3 separate regions of the Mus musculus genome follow, and all the other regions are linked to region 2. The links are chromatin loops, found by intact Hi-C in ENCODE. Cell type or tissue: heart. All regions are shown on one strand.

What was found. A loop is a pair of places that touch in the nucleus more often than their neighbours do. Peaks named below come from ENCODE experiments on the same cell type or tissue, not always from the same donor. Only the 100,000 strongest peaks of a DNase experiment are listed, where the experiment ranks them.
Region 1: it touches region 2 in a loop (2.2-fold over the local background); 3 of 42 quality-filtered maps call a loop at or near these places.
Region 3: it touches region 2 in a loop (6-fold over the local background); 20 of 42 quality-filtered maps call a loop at or near these places.

Annotation. Positions count from the first base shown.
Region 1 is chr9:22,082,780-22,090,779 of GRCm38, forward strand. It overlaps Ecsit (ECSIT signalling integrator), which reads right to left and starts at 2,648. Exons shown (of 9, transcript NM_001253897.1): 1 at 2,578-2,648; 2 at 1,244-1,429. It overlaps Gm16845 (predicted gene, 16845), which reads left to right. Exons shown (of 3, transcript NR_040407.1): 3 at 2,164-3,352. In heart, a CTCF peak has its summit at 4,453; a DNase peak (open chromatin) is centred at 2,692; H3K4me3 peaks cover 1,780 bases; H3K27ac peaks cover 1,671 bases.
Region 2 is chr9:22,221,544-22,229,543 of GRCm38, forward strand. Zfp809 (zinc finger protein 809) reads left to right here and starts at 4,169. Exons shown (of 5, transcript NM_001164624.1): 1 at 4,169-4,289. The coding sequence starts at 4,287. In heart, CTCF peaks have their summits at 3,591 and 4,442; DNase peaks (open chromatin) are centred at 4,148 and 5,518; H3K4me3 peaks cover 1,991 bases; H3K27ac peaks cover 1,246 bases.
Region 3 is chr9:22,152,185-22,160,184 of GRCm38, forward strand. Pigyl (phosphatidylinositol glycan anchor biosynthesis, class Y-like) reads left to right here and starts at 4,662. Exons shown (of 2, transcript NM_001082532.1): 1 at 4,662-4,729; 2 at 5,548-6,171. The coding sequence starts at 5,811. The coding sequence ends at 6,026. In heart, CTCF peaks have their summits at 3,512 (motif pointing left), 4,748 and 5,003; DNase peaks (open chromatin) are centred at 3,637, 3,747 and 4,657; H3K4me3 peaks cover 2,416 bases; H3K27ac peaks cover 1,524 bases; H3K27me3 peaks cover 347 bases.

The DNA of each region.
Region 1 (8,000 bases), 140 kb before region 2:
GTATTAGATAGTGAAGTCCCCTTCCCCTCAGCCCTTGTTAACATCTTGGGTTTCTTCCTAGCATCCATGCCTATTTCTCAGCCAATCATGAGATGGCTTTCAGTGTCCACAGTGTCTGCAAAGCTGAGGATGCAGACAAATGCCCTGGGAGCACAAAGCCTGCAGATTCAGGCTTAGTGGAAATATGTCCGCCCTTCTGCAACTTTCAGGTGATAGCAACAGCTGCTGGTCTGAGGATATGCAATTGGACCGGACTCAGGCTGTGACTCGGTAATACAGACCTGGCCTAGACTCCTCCAGTGAGCTGCTGGCCCCCGTGAGCCTCTGCTAGGGGGCTAGGAGTGTGGCTCAGTAGTAGAGCCCCTGCCTAGAATGCCCCAGTTAGAGGCTGAGGGTGTGGCTCATGGTATGTACTTGCTTGGTATAGTTAGATGAAAAGAATCTAAAACCTTGCTTTGCAAATTGTGTTCCAGGACCTGTAAAATATTGGCTCTAACTGCATGAGAATCTGCATTGTAATGCCCATAGGTGGCTCCAACTTGTATCAGTGTCGTGAGTATTCATGCTCATGGTTCCCTGATGCGTTTGCCTCCTACAGAAGCACAACTCTGGTACAAAGCAGCCACCCCAAACTCCATTCAGGGAACACCAACTGACAGCACTTTTGTTTACAGTGCTTCTCTGGAGGTAGCCAGTAGCACCAGTGCTTACTCCAGCCACAACGTAGGAACCATCCAGCATTCACTGTGTCCCTATTCAATCCATCCGAGTTCTGAAGATGGCTTCCAAATCTATCCCTCTTGCAGGTCACCACAGCAGTCCGTGGTCTACTCTCCTGCATACGTTTTTGCCCTCTCTCTTCTGCCCTCCCAGTTACTTCCTTCCATTGCAAAGGAAAGCTTTTAACAACAGGAGCTAGGTGAGCTTGAAATGTGGCTCCATTGGTAAAAATGCTTGCCCTGAAAGTATGAGGACCAGGGCTTGAGCCCTACATACAAAGCGGCTTGCAATCTGAGCAGTCGGAGGAAGCAAAAAAGGGCAGGTCCCCGAGCTCGCTGCTAGCCAGCCTAGTCAGTGAGCTACATGTCCCACTGAAAGATCTGTCTCAGAGCACACGGTGGACAGCTCCTGAGGGACAACATCCAAGGTTGACATTTGTCCTTTGTACACGTGAACACATACTAACATACATCCCTGTACCCACATATGAACACATAAGATTGCTGGGTGGGATAGCACATACCTGTAATCTCAGCACTTGGGAGACCCCGGCTGGCAGACCTCTGAGTTTGAGGTGAGACGATCTATATAGGCATAGCAAGTTCCAGACCAGCCAGGACTACATAGGCAGGAAGATGGCCTCCAGAATCAAACCAGCTGGTGATAATTAGTAAGTCCCATGTCAGTCTGAGCTACAGTAAGGTCCTGTCTAAAATTTAAATAAATAAGAGTGGGGAGAGGAAATTTAGCTGAGAAAGGAACTTGCTGTTGGAACAAACAAAGCAAACCTAATGACCTGAGTTTAAACCCTGGAACCAACATAAGGTGTATGGATAAAACTCCAGAGCTGTCCTCTGACCTCCACCATGCACCAGTGCACATGTGCCCCACCTCCATACCATGGCTAAAATAAAAACTTCAAAGTAAATACACATCGGATGGAGTCCACCTGCTGTACCTCCCCTCTCTCTCATAACTCCAGCCACACTGTTTTGGTCTGATGCACCTCAGGCACGGGCTTTGAACTTTTTTTTTTTTTTTTTTTTTTTTGGTTTTTGAGACAGGGTTTCTCTGGCTGTCCTGGAACTCACTCTGTAGACCAGGCTGGCCTCGAACTCAGAAATCCGCCTGCCTCTGCCTCCCGAGTGCTGGGATTAAAGGCGTGTACCACCACGATTCTTTTACCCTCTGCCTACTACTTACTGTCTTGGTATATGCCTGTAATCCAGCACTCAGAAGGCTGGAGCAGGAGGATGTTCATGATGAATTCAAGGCCAACTTGGGGTACATAAAGAATCTTGTCGCAGGGAAAAACACATTGCTTGCAACAATCACTGTTTTGAATTATCTGTTATGTTTGTGGTTTGCTCAATTAGGAAATACTTTTTAAAATCTGTTTTTCTCATCTGATTTCTGTTTAAAATCTGGTTGTGTCTCCACTAGCTGGGCCAGTGCATGGTACATGGTAACTGCCCAACACCGACCAACGGAGTGGAACTAAGCAAGTTTCTACAAAACAGAGAGAAATCTGAACAGCCAGGTCGCGTGTGTGTATGCGTGTGGGCTGGCACGATTCCGGGTCTCTAAGAGGTCTCATTGGAAGGTTCCAATGCCTGCGTCACAGACAAGATGTGTGGCCCAAGTCCGCGGTCCCATCTGTGAAACGGACCGCCTGCAGCAAGAGGTGCCCAGCAACCTTTCCAGGCACGTTCCCAAGCCTGCACCCCAAAAGGTCACAGTGTCCCGACTCTGAGGCCGAGTTGAAGGTCATCCTCCCCGGCTCTACCAGGCCTGGAAGTGGACGCCCCGAATCCCAGACAGTCCCATAAACCTCCCACGCGCGACCCACCTACTCACGTGGCCAGCCGCAGACCCGAGCCGGCTCTGTGGGACCGCTGGACGCTGTCATGTTGAGCCACGGAGCTTCCGGTTACGAGTCGAAGGTGACAGCAAATCAGAAGAGCCTGTGACGATAGGTCCCGCCCTCAGGAAGAGATCCACCAATAGGAAGGGGGGAGACGCTGGTTTCTCCTCAGGAGCAGGCCCTGCCCCTCACTGAGCTCCAGAAGCCTGGAGACTTTGGATACCAGTACGGAGGCGCTGGAGCGGGTTCCCCGGCGTCCGTCCGGTCCAACTTTCTCCGCGGTGTGGTAAATTATTATTATTGTTACGGACTGGAAGCACCACATCCGGTTCGGAGCCCAGGGCGGCTTGCGTGCTAAGCAAGCACTCTACTGCTGTCAACTAAGCCGCAGCCCCAGTCCCGGAATGCATTTTTTTACTAAAGAGGTTTTTTCAGTTTGGTTGGTTGAGTTGTTTGAGTCAGGGTCTTGCAGTGGTGCTCAGCCTGTTCTCAAAACCCTGGATTCAAGAGATCCTCGGGGTTCAGCCTCCCGAATAGCTGGAACCTCAGCTGGGCAACACTGCCAACAGCTTTAACAGAATGTCAAGCTGTGTTTATTTTTACTGTGTGTTATGTGTGTAAGTCTATGTGAGCATGTTCGTGTGGGAGTCAGAGGGCAGCTTGGGGGATGTTCTTTCCATGTGGGTACTGGGGATGAAACCTGGGTCATCAGGCTTGGCTGCGAGCACTTTTAACGCCCTTTAATAAAAATGTTTGAAGTTTGAATTCATCTATGTGAAATGGCCATATAAGTACAACAAGGGCTACTGTGAAAAAGGACATGCATTCCTGACCCCCCTCTCTCCCTCCCCAACAGGGAGTCTAGATTGACTCTTTAGCCCACCCACACTGAGGGCTGCGAGGCCTATGGAGTGCATGTCTAGATGACTGGATCGCCGGGGAATTGTACGCATGTATAGAGGAGAGGGATTTTATACATGTATAAAATGATTGAATATAGGCTTTTATTGTTTTAAGTGCATTTTTAAACATTGTTGTATTTTGGGTGGCACATGTGGTGATAATTTACTAGAATCTATCCTTTGAGTCCCAGGGATTGAACTTGGGCCATCAGACTTGGCAGCACTTTACCCACAGAGCTGACCTGTCAACCCCATAAGTAATTATTTTTATTTATTTATTTATTTATTTATTTATTTTGTTTGTTTGTTTTTTCGAGACAGGGTTTCTCTGTATAGCCCTGCTGGCTGTCCTGGAACTCACTTTGTAGACCAGGGTGGCCTCGAACTCAGAAATCCGCCTGCCTCTGCCTCCCAAGTACTGGGATTAAAGGCGTGTGCCATCACCGCCCGGCAGTAATTATTTTTAAAACAAGGTCTTGTGTAGCCCAGACTAGCTTTGAGCTTGTGTGTAGCTGAATTTGATTTTGATCTGATCTTCCTGCCTCTCTTGTCCTGGGATTACGAGCCTGTACCACCATGCATTGTCTCTGTAGTGCCAGGGATACAGTCCAGAGCCTCTTACATTGTAGGCAGGTTCTCTACCAACTGAGGTGTAGCCCCAGTCCTTTTCTTTCGTCTAGACAGGGTCTTACTGTGCTGCTTGGCCTGGCTGACCTGGACCTCTTTATATAGACCTAGCTAGCCTTTGTTTATGGCTCTAGTTGGCAGTGTAAACCTGGGAGAGTGGAGCCTCAAAATGAGGCTGACTAAAGTCTCATGCTACAGCACATCAGGCAAGTTATACTCTGGGCATTAAGAAGCATCGCATGGGTAAGGTGTTCAATTGTAAGGGCACACGTGGCAAAAACATGTTTTCCCATAGAGGTAACATGAATAACAACAGCTGAAGCAAATGTACTGCTGTTCACTACCCCCTGGGGGAGTAGCACAGAAGCACATCCAAGAACAGTTCTGTGTTGTGAAAAAACTGAAGTCACAAGAGTCATGTCTGGTTTTCTTAAGAGCACCCAGAATTCTCACACAACTCCATCCTTGGACTGTGTTCCCACAGGCCTTGATTTCATGGAGATCTGCAGTGTAGTGTGTGCTGCTGCAGGAAGTGCTGCTCTAGACTTGGCCATAGATAAGCATCTTGTGCCACTGTGCTTGGCCACTACATTAACTATTTTTAGGTTATTAGGATACTAGCTGTATTAGTCAGGGTTCTCTAGAGTCTCAGAACTTATGTATGGGTAGTCTCTGTATAGTAAAGGAATTTGTTGATGACTTACAGTCTGCAGTCCAACTCCCAACAATGGTCTGCAGCAGCTGTAAATGGAAGTCCAAGGATCTAGCAGTTGCTCAGTCCCACAAGGCAAGCAGGCAAAGAAGATAGAGAGTAAATCTTCCTTCTTCCAATGTCCTTAAGTAGGTCTCCAGCAGAAGATGTAGCCCAGATTAAAGGTGTGTGCCATCACACACACACACACACACACACACACACACACACACACACACATGCACACATGACCTTGAACTCAGAGATCCCCTGTCTTAATCTTCTGGAATTCATAGCCACTATGCTTCAAGATCTCCCTGCCAAGATCCAGGTCAGAAACTTTTAACTCCCAGCCTCCAGATTAGGATCACAGGAGAGCCTTCCGATTCTAGATTGTAGTTCATTCCAGATATAGTCAAGTGGACAACCAGGAATAACCACTACACTAGCTATTTTTAGGATTACTATTATTATGTAGTCCAGGTTAGCCTCAAACTGGATCTGTAGCTAAGAAAAGGAAGAAGATGGGAAAGGAAAGTGAGCAAGCCCAGCACGCGCCTGGCATCCTAGAACTGGAGAGGTGGCGGTGGGAGAATCAGCAGTTCACACTCAGCCTGGACATGGTGGAGCCTGGGCTAGATGAGACCCTGACTCCACAAAAAGGACAGACTTTAACCCAGGTGTGACTTACGAGGTGATGCCACTGAGGGCTGATTGGGATACATGGAGTCATCAGAATGGGGACCAGTTATTGAGACCTGATGGCTTCATATAGAGAAGAGGCAGAGGCAAGCACACCTCTTAGAGCTGGAGACTAGCCTAGTTCACCTAGCCTTTCCTAGTCCAGCTAGAGCTACATAATAAGAAACCCTGTCTCAAAAGGTGTGTGTGTCAGGAGGACCCAGAGGACGTGTTCCCACTCCCCGTCTCTTGGCATGCAATGCTTTGCACTTACTGTGCACTCTGCCAGCAAGAAGGCATCACTCAGTGTTGAGCCTTTGAACCTCCAGAACATATGTTAAACTGAATGAATCCTTTTTTATAAAGCTACCCAGTCTTGGGCATTTCACTATAGCAACAGGAAACAGATTAAAGCACCCAGACAAGGCAGAGGGAGATCTAGGGCCTTGATTTGTCTCTGCCAACCCCTTACTGCCTAGTTAAGGCTGTCCAGTGAGAGATGATGTGCATGCTACTGACCTTTCTATGACCTTTTCTATGGCTTCTGCCTTAGTTACTTACTGTAAAAGTAGGGTGCTCTAGCTGGGCAGACCAGGGGTCAGCTCAGGGGACCAGTTACACTGCTACGACTTTCTCTTTGCCTTTGATGGTTAATTGTTTTTGGTTTTTGGTTTTTTGTTTGTTTGTTTTTTAAAGATTTATTTATTTTATTTTATGTGAGTACACTGTAGCTGTCTTTAGACACTCCAGAAGAGGACATCAGATCTCATTATGGATGGTTGTGAGCCACCATGTGGTTGCTGGGATTTGAACTCAGGACCTTCAGAAGAGCAGTCAGTGCTCTTAACCACTGAGCCATCTCCCCAGCCCCTAAATGTGTAGCCCAGGCTGGCCTCGAACTCATGATCCTCCTGCCTCTGCCTCCTTCAGCAAATCCTACTGGCATGTGCCACCACAACCAGCGGTTAATTTTTAAAAAGATTTATTATTATTATTATTATTATTATTATTATTATTATTATTATTATTATTGACTATGAATCCCTGACTAGCCTGGAACTTGCTATGTAGACTAGACTGGCCTTGAACTCACTGAGATTCACCTGCTTCTTCCTCCCAAGTACTTGGATTAAAGGCCTGGGCTACCATGCTCAGATAGTTTGATTATTTTTATGTGTGTGTGTGTGCGCGCGCGCGCGCACTTGTGTACAATGCCTGTAAAGGCCAGAAGAGGGCATTGAGTCTGAAACTGGAGTCACAGGCAGTTGTGAGCTGCCTGCCACATGGGTGCTGGGAACTAAACTTGCTCTTGCTGGCTTTGAAGGCACATGTGACACTTAAGTGCAAGCAAAACACTCATGCACATAAAACTTTAAAAAGAATAAAGTCTTTAAAATGAAAAGGTACCGTGGGGCTTAATGTGTAGTTCAGTGGTAGAGTGCTTAATCAGCATGCATAAAAGTCCCGAGGTTCAGTTCTCATGCCAGCCCCAGAGCAGTGAGGTAGTGGTGTGACCCATGTCAGTGCGTTTGCAACCCCAGAGCTGCCTTGGATTCCTGGGACTCGCGGGGGAAGGGAGAACAGATTCCCACATGTTTTCCTTTGCTCTTTTTGTATGTGTTTTAGCTTGTGCTTGGATGCACTCACACAAGTATATGAATGTAATAAACATTTAAAAACAAACAGGGCTGAGGAATGCAGCCCCAAGTGGCTGATTTAAACAAGTGCTTTCACTGACACCTGTGTCCCTGTGTCAGTCCTACGTGGTCTAGAACACAATAGTATATTTGAGGCCCCAGGTGTCCCTCTTTATCATGAGGTCCTTAACATAACCCTAGGAAAATAGTGGAGAGTGCTGGCAGACCTCCTGGCAGCCAGAGGACCATGCTTCCCATCACCAGCCATGAGTCACCGTGACAACACATACCCTGGGTATGACGCACACAGAAGGCATACTGTCACCTCTCCTGTGCTCTTCCCAAAACGCTTCAGTCAGGGCCAACTACATAGAGAATCACTGCTGAGGGGTTGGCACGGGGGTCAGGCTCACAGACGACTGAAGGACAACCAGTGGAGAGTCTATAGAGGCGTGAGACTGAAGGCACACTCTACTTGCCTATAATCCCCAGACTTAGGAAGCTGAAGCAGGAGACTTGTGAATTTGAGGCCGGCCTCGACTACATAATGAAATCCAGTCTCAACCAACTAAACAAACAAGCCAAAAAGTTCATTTATTTTTTTACAGCAGTTAACATTAAGGGCTGGAGAGAGAGCTCAGGAGTTAAGAACACTTACTGTTCTTACTCTGCTCTTGCAGAGAACCTGAGCTCAGTTTGCAGGACCCATGTGATAGCTTGTAACTCCAGCTCCATGGATCCAACCCTCTGAATACTGCATACACATACATACACTCATGTGTACATGCAAACACAAGGGAGCACATATACACATGTACTACTTTAAAAAAAAATGTTAACACTGGGGCTGGAGAGGTGGCTCAGCAGTTTCTTAAGAG
Region 2 (8,000 bases):
GAGCTTGAAAAGCACTGTAGAAACCAATATTTGGATGAGCTCAATAAACAGGAGGAAGAGATTTGGCAAATTTAGACAAGCTAAAAATATGAACATTAATTACCCTGACTGTTCAGCACCTTTGTGTTCTCAGGCTAACACTGTGGCCACATGTTTTTGCCCAGGTGAGCTATGATTTGGAGGCTTTTCTCAGAGTTAAAAGTTAATATATAACTTGCTTTTGCAGACAATGAACTGTGACTTTGTGTGTGCATTGTGTTTTCTGGTGACATAGCTACATGAAGCTTTGTGGGAAAAATAATGGGTTTGAGGAAAATAATGAAAAGGTTTTTGATGATGTATTATTGTATAACAAGGAAGTGTGTAACCAATAAAAGACTGAGGTGAACTCAGAGAAAACCAGAGAGACAGAGAGAGAGAGACAGAGAGACAGAGAGACAGACAGAGACTGCAAGCTGTCTCCAAGCACAGCCTCAGGACAACAATGGGTCACCTGTCAGCTTGCATCTGCATCCTTGCCTGAGACCCTGATTTCACTCTGTCCCAATTCTCCCTTCTCAAGACCCTGGGAACGACTGAGGCTGGTCCTTGGTAGGACACCTACAAACTGCAGACGTGAGACTAAAAGCATGGGGAAGTCACCTACTCTTAGGCAGTTTCTCCCAGGTTTTCTCAGAGCTTTTGTATTGGACAACTCCTTCAGCCTGAACACGGTGAACTTCAGCTGATGAAGCAGAATGAGCTGCACGGAGCATGGCACAGCCTGCTCCTTCTGGCTCCATTCCCACGTAGTGAGAACCTGAGAAAAAAAAAAGAAAGAAAGAAAGAAAGAAAGAAGAGAAAGAGACAGAGAGAGAAAGGAAGGAAGGAAGGAAGGAAGGAAGAGATTGGGGACGCACGTGGTTACAGAGAATCCCAGATGTCATTCTTGATGAAGGACTCATTTCTGGGGAGGTGTATCCTATTGTTAGTAGATACTAATGCTTAGTTATTCCCATAATACATAACAGTGTATTACTTATACTGTTTTTTTGTTTTTGTTTTTTTTTTAAAGATTTATTTATTTATTATATGTAAGTACATTGTAGCTGTCTTCAGACACACCAGAAGAGGGAGTCAGATCTCGTTACGGATGGTTGTGAGCCACCATGTGGTTGCTGGGATTTAAACTCTGGACCTTCGGAAGAGCAGTCGGGTGCTCTAACCCACTGAGCCATCTCACCAGCCCACTTATACTGTTTTTAAAAGACAGGTTCTTACTGTGTAGATTACTCTCTATGTAAACCAGGCTGGGCTGAAACTCTCAGACCTCCACCTGCCTCTGCCTCCTGAGCGCTGGGTTTGATAACACCGGATGATAAAGTTGCTGTCAGTATTCAGATGTCAGGTAGGTGTGTAGGTACATACCAATAATCTCTAGATTTACCGATGAGGATAATTAGGAGTTCAGGTACACAGCTACTACATAGATAATTGGAAATTTGAAACTACCCTTGGCCACACGAGACTCTGTCTAAATCAATCAGTCAATTAAACAAAAGCCCAAACAAAATGAAAATCAGAGCAATCCCCGGGTCCTAAGGGAAGGAAATATAGAGAAGGACCACCAGAAAACATTCCCGAGATGATTAAAAGAGCAAATATTTAAATACATATGGAAATCAGAATAATTGTAGAGTTCTAGTTTGTTTTAAAGTGGTTCACACAAGTTTGTATTCGCAGTATTTGGAGTCAGAGGCAGATGAGGGTTCAAGGCCTGCGTGGGGTATACTGAGAGTTCCAGGCTAGCTTGAGTTATATAACAAACCCTGTTTCATAGAGAAAAGAAAGGAATGAGAAAATAAAAATGAGTGGATATGGTGAGTATACTATCTACACAGGATGGAGTTTAACACTTTGGGGTAGTTATTATCGCAGCCTTTTTAGTCACGCCGAGATCTATTTGTTTGGATACAAATTTGTTGACTGACACGATTCTTACTTTTTTGTTTTTTAACCAAAATGTCTACAGTACAAAAGTCTCGTGAAGGTGAGGACCCTACACAGTTCCCCTCAGATCCTAGCTCACTACTACATTGGGCTCAGCCAGGAACAAAATTCGCAGTAAGGATTGCACTGTGTAAGTGTGACACAGACCCCGCTGACAGGCCTCACACAGCAGCAAACCGTTTCATAAGCCAGTCACTTCACATACATCCACACAGACGACTGTTGAACTGTGTGGATGGTGGGGTCTCCAAACCCAGGTTCTGACTGAACGGGGTGACCTTTGTAAGTTCTTATTCAGGATGTATATGCTGCATGGATTCAACCATTGTGCTGCCATCAGCTTCTGTTTAGGAAAGGTTTTTCCTTGTGAGTATCAACAAACTCAAGCCACAATTCCTCGCTTTGCTGTGCTCTTAAATGGATACATCTGGACAAAATGGGCAATGTTAGTCAGTTCATTTCATTAAAACATGTGTAAGCACAGTATCATAGCCTACAAATACCCAATGGAATGGAGGTAATACGCATATGTGGGGCACATTATACAAGCCTTTAAATTTTCCTACATTACTAATGCTGAGATTCACCAGAAAAAAACCCAAACTCCACCATTTTGAGCCAAATTTGAAGTAAACTTTATTAAATATTGACCAAGAGATGGACTTTGGTTAGAACCACTTATTTCCTGTAATTTCCCAGCTGAAAGTGGGCCCGGGTCACGTGCTATAGGCCAGGGTCACGTGCTATAGGAGTTTGTAAAGACAAAACCCATAGGCTACCCTCTACTTTCTTTGCCATGGGGTTTCCTTATTTTCCAGGAACTACAGCTTACAGCATTCCAGGAAGGTACCTGGTCCCCAGGCAGGTGGGGCTTACACGTTAATTTGGGATATTACAACATGACAGATTTAAAATGTTGTTGGTCTTCTATTTGGTTATTATACTCTGAATGTTAATACAGAATGAATGAAAACAGTATAATTACACATCTGCATGAAAGGGCCATAATGCAACTCATTACTCTGAGCATTAGCCGTGGTTTTAATAAAAAAGTTTTGCAGTACTGTTTTAAATTTTGTGTTAAAAATTGCTTCTCGGGCTGGAGAGATGGCTCAGTGGTTAAGAGCACTGACTGTTCTTCCAAAAGGTCCTGAGGTCAAACCCCAGCAACCACATGGTGGCTCACAACCATTCTTAATGAGATCTGACGCCCTCTTCTGGTGCATCTAAAGACAACTACAATGTACTTAGATATAATAATAAATAAATCTTAAAAAAAAAAAAAGAAAAGAAAAGAAAAAAAGAAAAGAAAAAAATTGCTTCTCAGCGGGGCGTGGCGGCTCATGCCTTTAATCCCAGCACTCAGGAGGCAGAGGCAGGTGGATTTCTGAGTTCCAAGTCAGCCTGGTCTACAAAGTGAATTCCAGGACAGTCAGGGCTACACAGAGAAACCCTGTCTCGAAAAAAACCAAAAAAAAAAAAAAAAAAATGCTTCTCATGTAAAGCCCCAGAGGGGCTTTACCTGCTGGAAGACCCCAAGTGAGACAAGATCTATGTTTATTTTTTCTGGTGCGCAGGGATCGATCTTCAGCAGTCTCTCAAGCAAGAGACAGGGGGCGATCCCGGTTCTAGCTTACAAGCACCGTATACATTTTTTTTTTTTTTTAGAGGGCAGATTACAGTAACAGCTTCTAGGCACTTGGTGATGGATGGCTAGACCTTTTGTCTGGTTGGCTGGGTGATATCGGGTCATCCTTGGAGAGTACCTTCGTTCCCCAGAGGGCCCAGGTAGCCTTCAGCCAGCACTTTTTTTTTTTTTTTTTTTTTTTTTTTTTTTCTGGTATGTGTTTTGTCAGAGTCGGTCTGGGTTGGGTCAGAGTTGCTTAATCTTATCATTTATCCACAGGTCAGCACCCCCCACCCACCCCCCGCGCCACACACACACACAGAGAAACACAGAGACACACACAGAGACACATACATCACATCACAGTAAGAAAACTTCACGGGAATTAAAATAAATTATTGTGATACCGTTTTTCTGTCCGCTAAGACTTTCCGTATGATCAGACAGCCTTATGCCCTTTGCTACGCCCCGCCTTCCGTCATCGATTGGTGACTTTGACTGTCACTCAGGCCCTGTGACAGGACCGCTCTGAAATGAGGAAGTGGGGTGGATTTAGAAAGTTCAGAGGAGGTCTGAGCCTGCCATCTTGGGTCCTGTGGTCCCCAGGCGTCCGTTGCGGGAAGTTGTGCTGGTGGCGGAGACCGAGTCACAGGACGCTCCCAGTCCCATCATGGTGAGCTCGGCGCGGCGTCCCTGTGGAGCCGGTGTGGATGGCTGTGGGATGGGGGCTGGGCGGGCTCAGGGCACCCCGGAGCGTCCTATCGCGCCCCGACCATGCGTGGGGACTCGAGCTGGCTGCAACGCCCTGCACAGCTCTGCCACCCACAGGCAAGAGACAGGAATGCCTGACCGCTGGGTCGCTTCAGCGCCGGTGTCACACTAGGAACTCTGGGCTTCCGTTTACCTGCAAGGTTGGGATGGGGAACTCTGCGCCCTGTCTGGAAACTCTCGGAAGCTGGGTGCAGGGAGCTGGGTCTAGTAGGGGTGACTCTCCATCTGTCTGTCACTCTGGGATAGGCCTGTCAGTGTCCTGGCTGTCACCAATCAGGAACTTTATAGACTTGGGAGATGTTGATAGAACCCATCCTTAGGATGGATGAGAGACTAGTGGGTCTGAAAGGATCCCCGAGGATTAAATATTTTTGCGCATTAATTGGAGGAAGTGGGGAAGATAAAAATTCAGTTCCTTGTCCTAAACAGTAGTTTTAAAGTATCTGATAGACTTAATCTTAAAATTGCTGAGGTACAGGAATAGCCACGCATTGGATGTGTGTGGTGCAGACTGTGACGTGGTACCGAGGAGCAGAAGGCAAGGGGGAAGCAGTATGACTGTGAGATCTCTTCAGGCCCTGAGTTGCTCTTTTTTTTTTTTTTTTTTTTTTAAGATTTATTTATTTATTTATTATATGTAAGTACACTGTAGTTATCTTCAGACACACCAGAAGAGGGCGTCAGACCTCGTTACGGATGGTTGTGAGCCACCATGTGGTTGCTGGGATTTGAACTCGGGACCTTTGGAAGAGCAGTCAGTGCTCTTAATCGCTGAGCCATCTTGTAGGACCCCAAGAAGGAGCCCCCCACTCAAGTCTCAGGTCGCGGGGTCACCCAAAGAAACATGAGAGACCTTCTTGAGGCAGCTTTAATGGCCGAGCTCCGGGTCAATCAATACGTATCTCACTCAGGAGACAGAGGAATCGACCCTGAGACTCAAAAACTCAGGGTTTTGATAGGGTAGGGTCTAGGAAGAATTGGCGCGGTAGTGAGCAGAGTAGTACCGGGGCGTATAAGAATTCTAAAGCCGGGGGCTTATCAGAGTCGACAATGCATCTGGTTAATGTTTCAGCTTTTAACTATGCTCTCTATAGAAAGGGGGGCAAGCAGGAGGCGCCGGGCTGCCAGATGGTCAAAGAGTCAGCCAAGATCGTCAGAAGCAGTTCCTATTCCCTCCCTTTCTTTACGACCGGGAGACCTGGGAGACCTAGCTTCAAGACGGACTCGGGCATGCCCGGGCTAGTTTTCTTTGCAGTCTCAGTCCCAGGCCTTTTTAGTTTAAACCTTTTATTTTATTTAATTTCCTTTCATTCCCCTCTTCTTCTGAAGAATAAAGATAAAAAAATTACTGAACTCTTCCTCACCCCAGAGCCCGACCCCTCCCATCTAGAGATTGTTCCCAGAACACTCCTGAACTCTTCACCCCAGAATGCATTCCTGAACTCCTCACCCTAGAGTTCGAACCCTCCCAACTAAAGACTGTTCCAAGAACATTTTTGAGATAAGGGCCTCCTGGAACAACCTCAGAATGAACCGGGTACATTGCCAAATAATAGGATATGACCCCTTAGTTACGTAGAATTCCCTTGGCAGAACCCCTTAGTTATGCAAACTTGTACTTTCCCTGCCCCGCTCTCCCCCCTTGAGTTTTTCCTATATAAGCCTGTGAAAAATTTGGCTCGAGGTCGATTCTCCTCTACACCATACTAGGTGTATGAGTTTCGACCCCAGAGCTCTGGTCTATGTGCTTTCTTGCTGTTACTTTATTAAATCTTGCCCACTACATTTTGAGTTCGGTCTCAGTGTCTTCTTGGGTCCGCGGCTGTCCCGAGGCTTGAGTGAGGGTCTCCCTTCGGGGGTCTTTCACTTCTACTAAGTAATTCTAATCTTAGAATTTCAGAAGTCTATATCTCTATGTGGAGAGTAGAAATCATACTCTTTTTCTATCTTAACTATAGGTTGGTATTGATGCTGGAGGACCATAAGCTATACTGTATCTTTAACATGGGAACAAAAACAGAATAAGGTATCGTAAACAGGACTAGGCAGGGACCCTTCTAGGGAGGCTTGAGGGTCTCTGGCTGGAACTGGTGAGATGTCCTTGGGGTACTCGGCTCGTTCCTTGTAGCCAGTTGTGACCAGACTTTTTTCTGCACGACCTGCAAGCCTTTTAACTTAGCACACAGATCATTATTATAACATAGGTTTAAACGCATCATTTAAGACAGTGATGGGCATAGGAGCCCCTTAAACGATCTCAAAAAGAGTATGACTGAATCAAGAGGGAGTATTTCTAGTTCCAAATAGGGGAAGGGGAAGGAACACCAAGTCTGCGCCGGTCTCCATGATTAATTTTGTCAAGGTCTGTTTTAGAGTTCTATTTATTTTTTTTTATCTGTCCTGAGCTCTGAGGTCTGTACACACAATGCAATTTTCATTTGACCTCTAAATACTTGGCCACACCCTGACTTACCTGGGCAACAAAGGCAGGGCCATTATCTGACACTATTGCTTTTGGCACTCCGAATCTTGGAAAATTTTCTTTAATAATCTTCTTGATGACTATCTGAACAGTCTCATTTTTACAGGGAAAAGCTTCTATCCATCTTGAGAATGTTTACAAAAACCAGAAGGCATTCATATACATATTTTTCTCAGTAAAGTCTTATTTCCCAGTAGACACCAGGTCTGTTTTCCCAGTGTCCCTGGATCTACTCAGGGCGCCACGGTCCTCTACCCCTGCGTGGTGTATGACCGTGGGCCCGAGAGCGCTCTTGAATTAAAAGTCCTCTTGCAGTTTGCAACAAGACTTTCTCGTGAGTGATTTAGGGTGTCGCCTCTCCTGAGTCCTCACGTTGTGAGGTCTTTCAATCTCACCAGCCCCGAGTTGCTTTTTTTTTTTTTTAGATTTATTTATTATTTTATGTAAGTACACTGTAGCTGTCTTTAGACACACCAGAGGGCATCAGATGTCATTACGGATGGTTGTGAGCCACCATGTGGTTGCTGGGATTTGAACTCAGGACCTGTGGAAGAGCAGTCAGTGCTCTTAACTGCTGAGCCATCTCGCCAGCCCCGAGTTGCTTTTTTTTTAAGGCAGGGTTTTAGTATGTAGTTCTGGCTAACCTGGAACTTAATATGTAAACTAGGCCAGCCTATAACCCACAGAGACCACCTGTTTCTACCTCTGAGCAGGATTGCAGGAATGCACACATACCTTGCTTTTCATTTTTGACATTTTGCTTTATTGCATTTATTTATAAGGGGGTATGCTATAGTGTGCATGTGGTGGACATCAGTCTTGGTGGCAAATACCTTTTCTAGCTTGGCTGTAAGACCCCAACCCTCGATCCACTAGTGATACTTCGAGATGCCCCCGAGTGAGACACTGAGACACAGATCGATGCAAAAGCAAGAGGCCTATTTTCCGGCACATCAGGATCAACCTTCAATTAGACCCTCAAGACAAGTGACTAGGTGACCCCCGAATGGCTATTACACAGTTTTTATAGTTTTTAGGGGGCACAGGTTACATCAGCAAGGTTACAGTTTAAACTTATTGGCTAAGCATATTGACTTTTAAATCTATTGGCTAGCAAGCATGGGCAGATCA
Region 3 (8,000 bases), 69 kb before region 2:
CATCTTTATTGTACTCAGTCCAGTCCACTAGCAAACACCAAACATGAGTCAGAAGCTGCAGTCCAGTTTACTCAGCAGACACCACACATGAACCAGCAAGGGCCATCCAATCCAGAAGAAACTGCAAGGCTTGCCAATTAGCCCAAGTCCAAAGAAGCAACGAGAAGCCAGCTTCAGGAACCTCATCTCTCTCTCTCTCTCTCTCTCTCTCTCTCTCTCTCTCTCTCTCTCTCTCTGGTGTCACCACAAGTGAAGCTCAACAATGCAATGTAAGATGAACCAATGCATGCATGCGGTCAACGAACACTAGCAAGGTGAGCGAAGCCAATCAGTGCTCGAGCTCCCACGTCTTCGAGGTCATACTTACATTCTTTCTAAACACCATGCGTCCTTTCACGTGTCTGCTATGGCAAAACATCTGACTTAACTGACTTTCCAAAGAAGCCAGAAGTCTCCACTTCAGACTTATCCACTGCTTTTACCGTTTTCAATGCCTGCGATGCTCTCTTCCATGTGTTGTTCTGTTTGTGAGTCACATTTCTGGGGCTTTGTTTGACATCCTACACTTTTCCCTTTTAGTTTTATTTCAGCTTGGGTTTTTTTTTAGTGATTCTCTTTCTACTTTTATCTGTTGTTAGGATGTCAGTTCACAGGAATCGGCAGCGGAATCCACTTGCAAACAGCATTCACAGGTCAGCAAGGGCAGCTCAAGTCAGTGGCAACCTTGAGGCTTTGCCAGTCGGTCGGAGTCTGCAGAAGCTGCAAGAAGCCATCAGAACACCACCAGAAGTTCTTTGATGCATTTCTCTTTATGAAATCATGATAAACATTGATCAGCATAGATGGCAAGGTGAACCAATACCACACAGTGCCCTCCACTGTCTGTTGGGTTATACTTATACCCTTTCCAAAAACCACATGTTCTCACAAGCATTCGCTCTGGCGAAACATCACATGCTCTTTTTCTAGGCAGCTTCCAGAAAAAAACACCATGTGTCTGCTTCAGCAAAATATTCTCCCATGTGTCTGCTTCAGCAAAAACATCCTGTCATTAAGACAGCTTTCAGAAAAACATTGCATGACACAATTGAGTCTCCAAAGGAACCAGAAATCTCCACCTTCAGATAACTTATAAGGAGACAGTTGTCTGAGTTCAGCTATCTCAAGGACAGCTTCTCCATCTTGCTGTCGGCTTCAAACTAAATTCAAGTTCCCAGGCCTGGGATCCAACTCCTATCCTGATTAGTGGAAACTCCCTTGCTAACCCCTTATGTCAAATATGATTGAGCAATGCCACAGTCTACCCTGCTTACCTAGCTTTACGGTTTTGTCCTTTAAATATGCTGTGCGACTTTCCTCCAGGGTTGCAGTTCAGCTCACGGGTCTGATCTCTGGCCCTGATCACTCAGTAGTGGCTTGATTACAATAATTTTGTCATCGCCTTGACCTGGTATTTGAGTTGTGTTGGATCTAAGCAGATTCCATAACATAGGAAAGCCTTAATCTGGGGCTGCAGCAGGAGGCAGAGTCTAAGATATAAATCTCTGAAAATCTTCAAAAGGAAAGAATCAGAACTGGAGCTGGAAAGATGCTTAGTGGACAAAAGAACTCACTGCCAGTTTAACAACCTGAGTTTGAATCCTGGGATCCACATGAAGAAAGGAGAGAAATGACTGCCATAAATTCTCCTCTGACCTCTCCATGCTCAATGTGGCACAGAAGCATGTGTGTCCACACACAAATAAACAAATGAAATAAAATGTTTTATAGATTTGCTTATGTATATGGGCATTTTGCCTGCACATGTCTGTGTACTGCGTGCAATGCCCGAAGAGGCCAGAAGAGGCGTTACATGGCCTGGAACTGGAGTTACAGGTGGTTGTGAGCTGCTATGTGGAGATATAAGTCACCAATTTAGGAAGAACTTAATTACAGATTTGTGAGATAGTCACACAATTCCTTTAAATTAAAAAAGAATGCATTTTCATCTTGTCACTTACCAGGCAAGCTGTGACAATTAAAATATTAACCGAGGGGGCTGGAGAGATGGCTCAGCAGTTAAGAGCATTGACTGTTCTTCTGAAGGTTCTGAGTTCAAATCCCAACAACCACATGGTGGCTTACAATCACCTGTAATGAGATCTGATGCCCTCATCTGGTGTGTCTGAAGAAAGCTACAGTGTCCTTAGATATAATAATAAATAAATCTTTAGGCCGGAGTGAGCAGGGCTGACCGGAGTGAGCAGAGGTCCTGAATTCAAATTCCCATCAACCACATGATATACATAAAATAAATTAAAAAATATTTTAAAAAATTAACCTAAAGGTTAAGGAGAGCTAGTAGAGAAAGGGGGAAATGGCAATTGAGAAAGACATTTTTAAAGGTACCATGACTGTAGAGGCTCTAATGAAAATCTTAGACTGAAACGCCCTTACTTGTAAAAGGGTAAAGTGTGTGCAAGACGTAGGCCAGGTGCATATGCATCCTGCTGGTTGGTTTTTACCATCAGCTTGGTACACACTAGAGTCATCTGGGGAGAAGGGTCCTCAATTGAAGAATTACATCCATCAGATCGGCTTGTGGGACTGTCTCTGGGGCATTTTCTTGGTTTCTAGCTGATATAGGAGCGGCCAGCCCATCGTGGGCGGTAACAAACCTAGGCAAGTGGGCCTAGGTTACATGGAAAGCTGTCTGAGTGTGGGAGAAGAGGCAAGCCAGTAAGAAGTGGTCCTCCGTGGTTTCTGCTTCAAACTTCTGCCTTGAGTCTCTGCAATGAAGTCCCTCCATGATAGATCGTGACCCCTCTGCTGTCTGCCCCTCATCTCTCTGACACCCTCTTCTGGTATGTCCGAAGAGAGCGACAGTGTACTCATATTCATTAAAAGTAAATCTTTTGTTGTTGTTGTTGTTGTTGTTGTTTTTTCGACACACGGTTTTTCTGTGTAGCCCTGGGTATCCTGGAACTCACTCTGTAGACCAGGCTGGCCTTGAACTCAAAATCCGCCTGCCTCTGCCTCCCAAGTGCTGGGATTAAAGGCGCGTACCACCACTGCCCCGCAAAAAGTAAACCTTTGAAAAAACAAAACAAAAAACACCTTGTCCTAACACGGGGTTTCCTCTTTACCTTTTTAAACCGCCATTTCCCTGTGCACCACGTCTTTCTCCCCTCTACCCAGAGGCAGTCCTTTGCTGTGCTGTCATCATCCTGTCTGTTGTGACCCCCCCCACCCCCCTTCTCCCTCATCCTCTATCTCCTGTCTTTGGCTCTTATTCCCTGCCCTTTGAACTTTGGGGCAAAACCCCTCTACGCTAAGAACTTGGTCTTGGGTATCTTGCGCCAATACTGGCCTTTTCACAGGCGTGTGTAGTGAGTGCCTTTACCTCTTGAACTATCTTGCTGGCTATTTTTTGTTCCGATTTTAAATTTTTAAATTAAAAAATGTTTGTTACTTGCTCTGTGTAAACCATAGGATGGTTTGTCCTCAGCTCTCTCCTGCCACCTTGTGGTTGCAACAGAAGCTGCACGGACTCTATACCACTACTTACCTCTGAGAAGAAAAACTTTCTGATCTTTTAGCTTGCGGGAAGATTAAGGGATGGAGCTTCCTGTGCAGTACTGTGCAGAATCCTAGCTCAGCCTCATTTTTCTTTACGCTGGGATCAGAGATAACACTGCCTCACTAGGCAAGGCAGTGGCCGGCCCCGTGGACAGCATTTACGAACACCGTCCCTCCCCCCAACCCCAAGGCACACACACTCATCGTCTTACTATGTAGTCCGGATGACCTGGAACTTGCTATGTAGACCAGGCTGGTCTCGAACTCACAGAAATCCGCTAGCTTTTGCCTAAGGAGTGCTAGGATTAGGAGTGTGCTTGGCTACATTTTCTCTTAAAACTTCATTTTGCACTTTTTGCGGGAGTACACTCAGGTGTGCCACAATACATGTGTGGAGGTCAGAGGAAAATAGTTCTCCACCATGTGGGTACCGGAAGGTCGATCTCAGGTAGTCTGACCTGGCAGGAAACGCCTATACTCGCTGAGCCATCTCATCAGCACAAACTATTATTTTGCCATTTACCGATTCATACGTAAAATAATGTATCAGTCATCTTTCCGCTGCTTAAGAGGATAGATGATAGTGGCTGAGGCCAGGTGCGATTCAGGATTCAAGTTTATCAATTAGAAGTGGGGAAGGCAGCCGGGCATGGTGGTGCACGCCTTTAACCCCAGCAGAGGCAGAGGCAAGTGGATTTCTGAGTTCGAGGCCAGCCTGTTCTACAGAGTGAGTTCCAGGACAGCCAGGGCTGTCTCGAAAAACCAAAAAAAAAAAGTGGGGAAGGCTTTTCAGTGCAGAAAGACCCCACTGTCTGCTCTGGAGCGCCATGAATAAACTGTGGCAAATACGTTCCTCTCCTACTTCCAGCAGGACTAGCATAGGGGACGCCCAGCCAGAGACGATGGGATCCTTAGCTATCCGGTGCTCTCAGAGTCTTTCTGGCCTCACCCGTCAATCAAGACCACGGGGGCGGAGCCTGAGCCTGGGAGCGAAGGCAAGGTGAACTGTCCAATGAGCACGCGCGGACCGGCTCCATCGCGGGATCTGGGTTCCTCACCCCGCCCCTGCAGGGATTTGATTGGGCGGCTGGCCGGGCTGTCCCGCCTTCGTGGGGCGGTGACTGTCACCGCCAGGCGCCGAAGGGACCGGACTCCTACAGGCCTGCAAACGGTGAGTTGAGGGTCTCGAAATACGAGCGGAGGAGCTGTTGAAACCGGCTGGGGCGGGACTCGCGCCAGCTTGGCGTCTGCGCCATGGACGCCGCCGACTCCGTTTGTCTGGCTGGTTCGTTTTCGGTTCGGCCGGGTTCCCCCTGTCCTGTCTTGCCCCGCTCGGCTCGGCTCGGTTTTCTTCGGCTCGGCTCGGCTCGGCTCGGCTCTGTCCCTCCGTCGGTCAGAGACTGCAGCGGGCTCGTTGCCCCTTCTGGTCCCCGAGGCGACTGCGCCCAAGGGATGGCGCTGTCTTCGGTCTGTGCATTGACCGCGGGTGGCTCGTGACCTGGCCCCAGGTTCTGGTGCTGGTTCCCAGCCAGTCCTCGTATAGAAAGCCTCACTCAGATGTCTGAAGCGAACCCGGATTTGTAGGTCGCATTCCGCTTCCCCAGTTCACAAAAACATTATCAGTCCACCTGTCCTTCATTCTGTTTTTCAAATTGCTTACTTCCCAAAGTAATTCATGACACTTGTAGTGTTTTAAGCATGGTCTGGCAGCCGTTCTTTTGTCACTGCCTCCTCAATACTGATACCTCTGATGGGGGTCACTATAGGCAGTTTTGGAGGACACTCCTTTTTTTAAAGGCTTCTTTCTAGCCGGATGTGGTGGCTTGGGGAGGCTGATGCAGGAGGATCACAACGTTCGAGGCCAGCCTGCCGGTTCCAGCAATCCTGTCTCTAACCTACTCAGTGCTGGTACTGGCTGCTTCCCCATCCTTTCCTCTCCCTTCCCGTCGCCTGCCCTTCATCTTGTCATCTTGCATTTTTCTCATACAGTTAAAAGACCTCTCGCCTGCGCTGCGAGGGACACAGGTGGTGTCTGCAGTCGCTGGTAACCGCTGCGTGTGACGCGGAGGCTGAGGAGCCGGCACCTTCGGCCTGGGACCCCTGGACTTTCTGCGTGCCCTTGGGAAGCATGCCTGGGTGAATGAGGAGTCGGGACAAGGGGAAGATAAGACAAGAGCGCACCCGCACGAGAACAGAACTTTTCAAACAACTGAGTTTTCTTGAGACAGTTAACCTTTTAAGAAGGGAGGAAGATGATCCGGTCCCTGCCCACCATGACCGTCCTCATCCCACTGGTCTCGCTGGCAGGCCTGCTCTACTCCGCCTCCGTGGAGGAAGGCTTCCCAGAGGGCTGCACCAGCGCCAGCAGCCTGTGCTTCTACAGCTTGCTCTTGCCGGTCACCGTGCCTGTGTACGTGTTCTTCCATCTGTGGACATGGATGGGCCTGAAGCTCTTCAGACATAACTAGGGGAGCCGAGGCCCCTCCTGCTCGGGCTGCCTGCGGAGTGGGGCATGGCCGGAGGTTCCTGGCTGTTGCAGATTCTTTTGTAGCTGAAAAATACTTTTCAATAAAATGTCTTATGGGAGAGGAACACGACCAGCCTTCATCCAAAGACTGTTTCTTCTAAGATTTGTTCTTAATTGTGTGTCTGTGTGTGGGTATGCGCATGTGAGTGTGGGTGCCCAAGGAGGCCATGCAAGTGATGGGTCCCTGGAGTTGGGGGTACAGGCAGTTGTAGGCTACCGGAGCTGTGTTCAGATCATCCATAAAGGATGCGAGTTCATGTTCTTAGCCCCTGAGCCATCTCTCTGCCCGCCTATTGCCTTCTCATTTAGTTCTGGGGAACCTCAAGCTGTGAGAGGCAGACCTTGTCCTCCTTACCTTCCTGTCTCTACCTCCTGAGTGCTAAACTTATAGGCAAGAGCTCCACATCCATTCATGTGGTGCTGGAGGAACCCAGGGTTTCAGGAACGCCAAGCCAGCACTCTGCCAACCAAGCACCCAGGCCCTAAGGACTGTCTTTTTTTTAGCCCATTCATTTAAAAGTTAGTTGTTTGGAAGCCAGGCAGTGGTGACACACACACTTGGGAGGCAGAGGTGGATCTCTTGAGGGTCCAGGCCAGCATAGTGAGACTGTCAAAAATAATTTGGGATTTTGTTTCCGCTTCAAGGTCAATGGTGAAGTGTTAGGTTTGACTCCTCCCAGAGGAGCTGAGTGGAGTAGTGCCATATATAAAAACCAATATCTGGAAGCTGGACATACCAAGCCTGGGTCTGCGGCTGGGCAGATGGCTCAGCAGTTCCTTGGACCAGCTGCTCTTAGTCCCCAGGTTGGTGACTCACGACTGCCTGTAACTCCAGTTCCAGAGGATCAGACCTCATTCTGGGCACCTGCAGACCTGTGGCATGTTTATTCATGCACACACACATTAATAAAAAAATTGTTTTACAGAGGAAAGAAATCTGACTTTATAAAGTTACTTTTGTATTTTTCTTTTAGGTTTATTTATTTTATTTAGATGAGTACACTGTAGCTGTCTTCAGACACACCAGAAGAGGGAGTCAGATCTCATTACAGATGATTATGAGCCACCATGTGGTTGCTGGGAATTGAACTCTGGACCTCTGGAAGAACAGTCAGTGCTTTTAACTGCTGAGCCATATCTCCAGCCCAGTGTTTTGTTTTGTTTTGTTTTGTTTTGTTTTGTTTTCTTTCTGAGACAGGGTTTCTCTGTATAGCACTGGCTGTCCTGGAACTCACTCTGTAGACCAGGCTGGCCTCGAACTCAGAAATCCACCTGCCTGCCTCTGCCTACCAAGTGCTAGGTTCTTGGATTCTTTTTTGTTTGTTTTTGTTTTTGGAGACAGGGTTTCTCTGTGTAGTCCTGGCTATTTTGGAACTCACTTCGTAGGCCAGGCTGGCCTCGAACTCAGAAATCTGCCTACCTCTGCCTTCCGAGTGCTGGGATTAAAGGCGTGCACCACCAGCGCCCGGCTAGGTTCTTGGATTCTTATTCAAGGAATAAAAGCCCATATACAGATTTGCAAAGTTGCCAGGAAACTTAACTCAAAGCCAAGCTATAGGTCAGGCATGCAGATATGTGTCTATGAGGGTGTATTAGTCAGGGTTCTCTAGAGCACAGAACTTATGGATAGTCTCCATATAGTAAAGGAATTTATTGATTACTTATAGTCTGCAGTCCAATTCCCAACAATGGTTCAGTAGTAGCTGTGAATGGAAGTCCAAGGATCTAGCAGTTACTCAGTCTCACAGCAAGCAGGCGAAAGAGCAAGAGTGAGACTCCCTTCTTCCAATGTCCTTATATGGTCTCCAGCAGAAGGTGTAGCCCAGATTAAAGGTGTGTTTCACCACACCTTTAATCCCGAATGACCTTGAACTCTGAGATTTAATCTTCTGGAATCCATAGCCACTATGCCTCA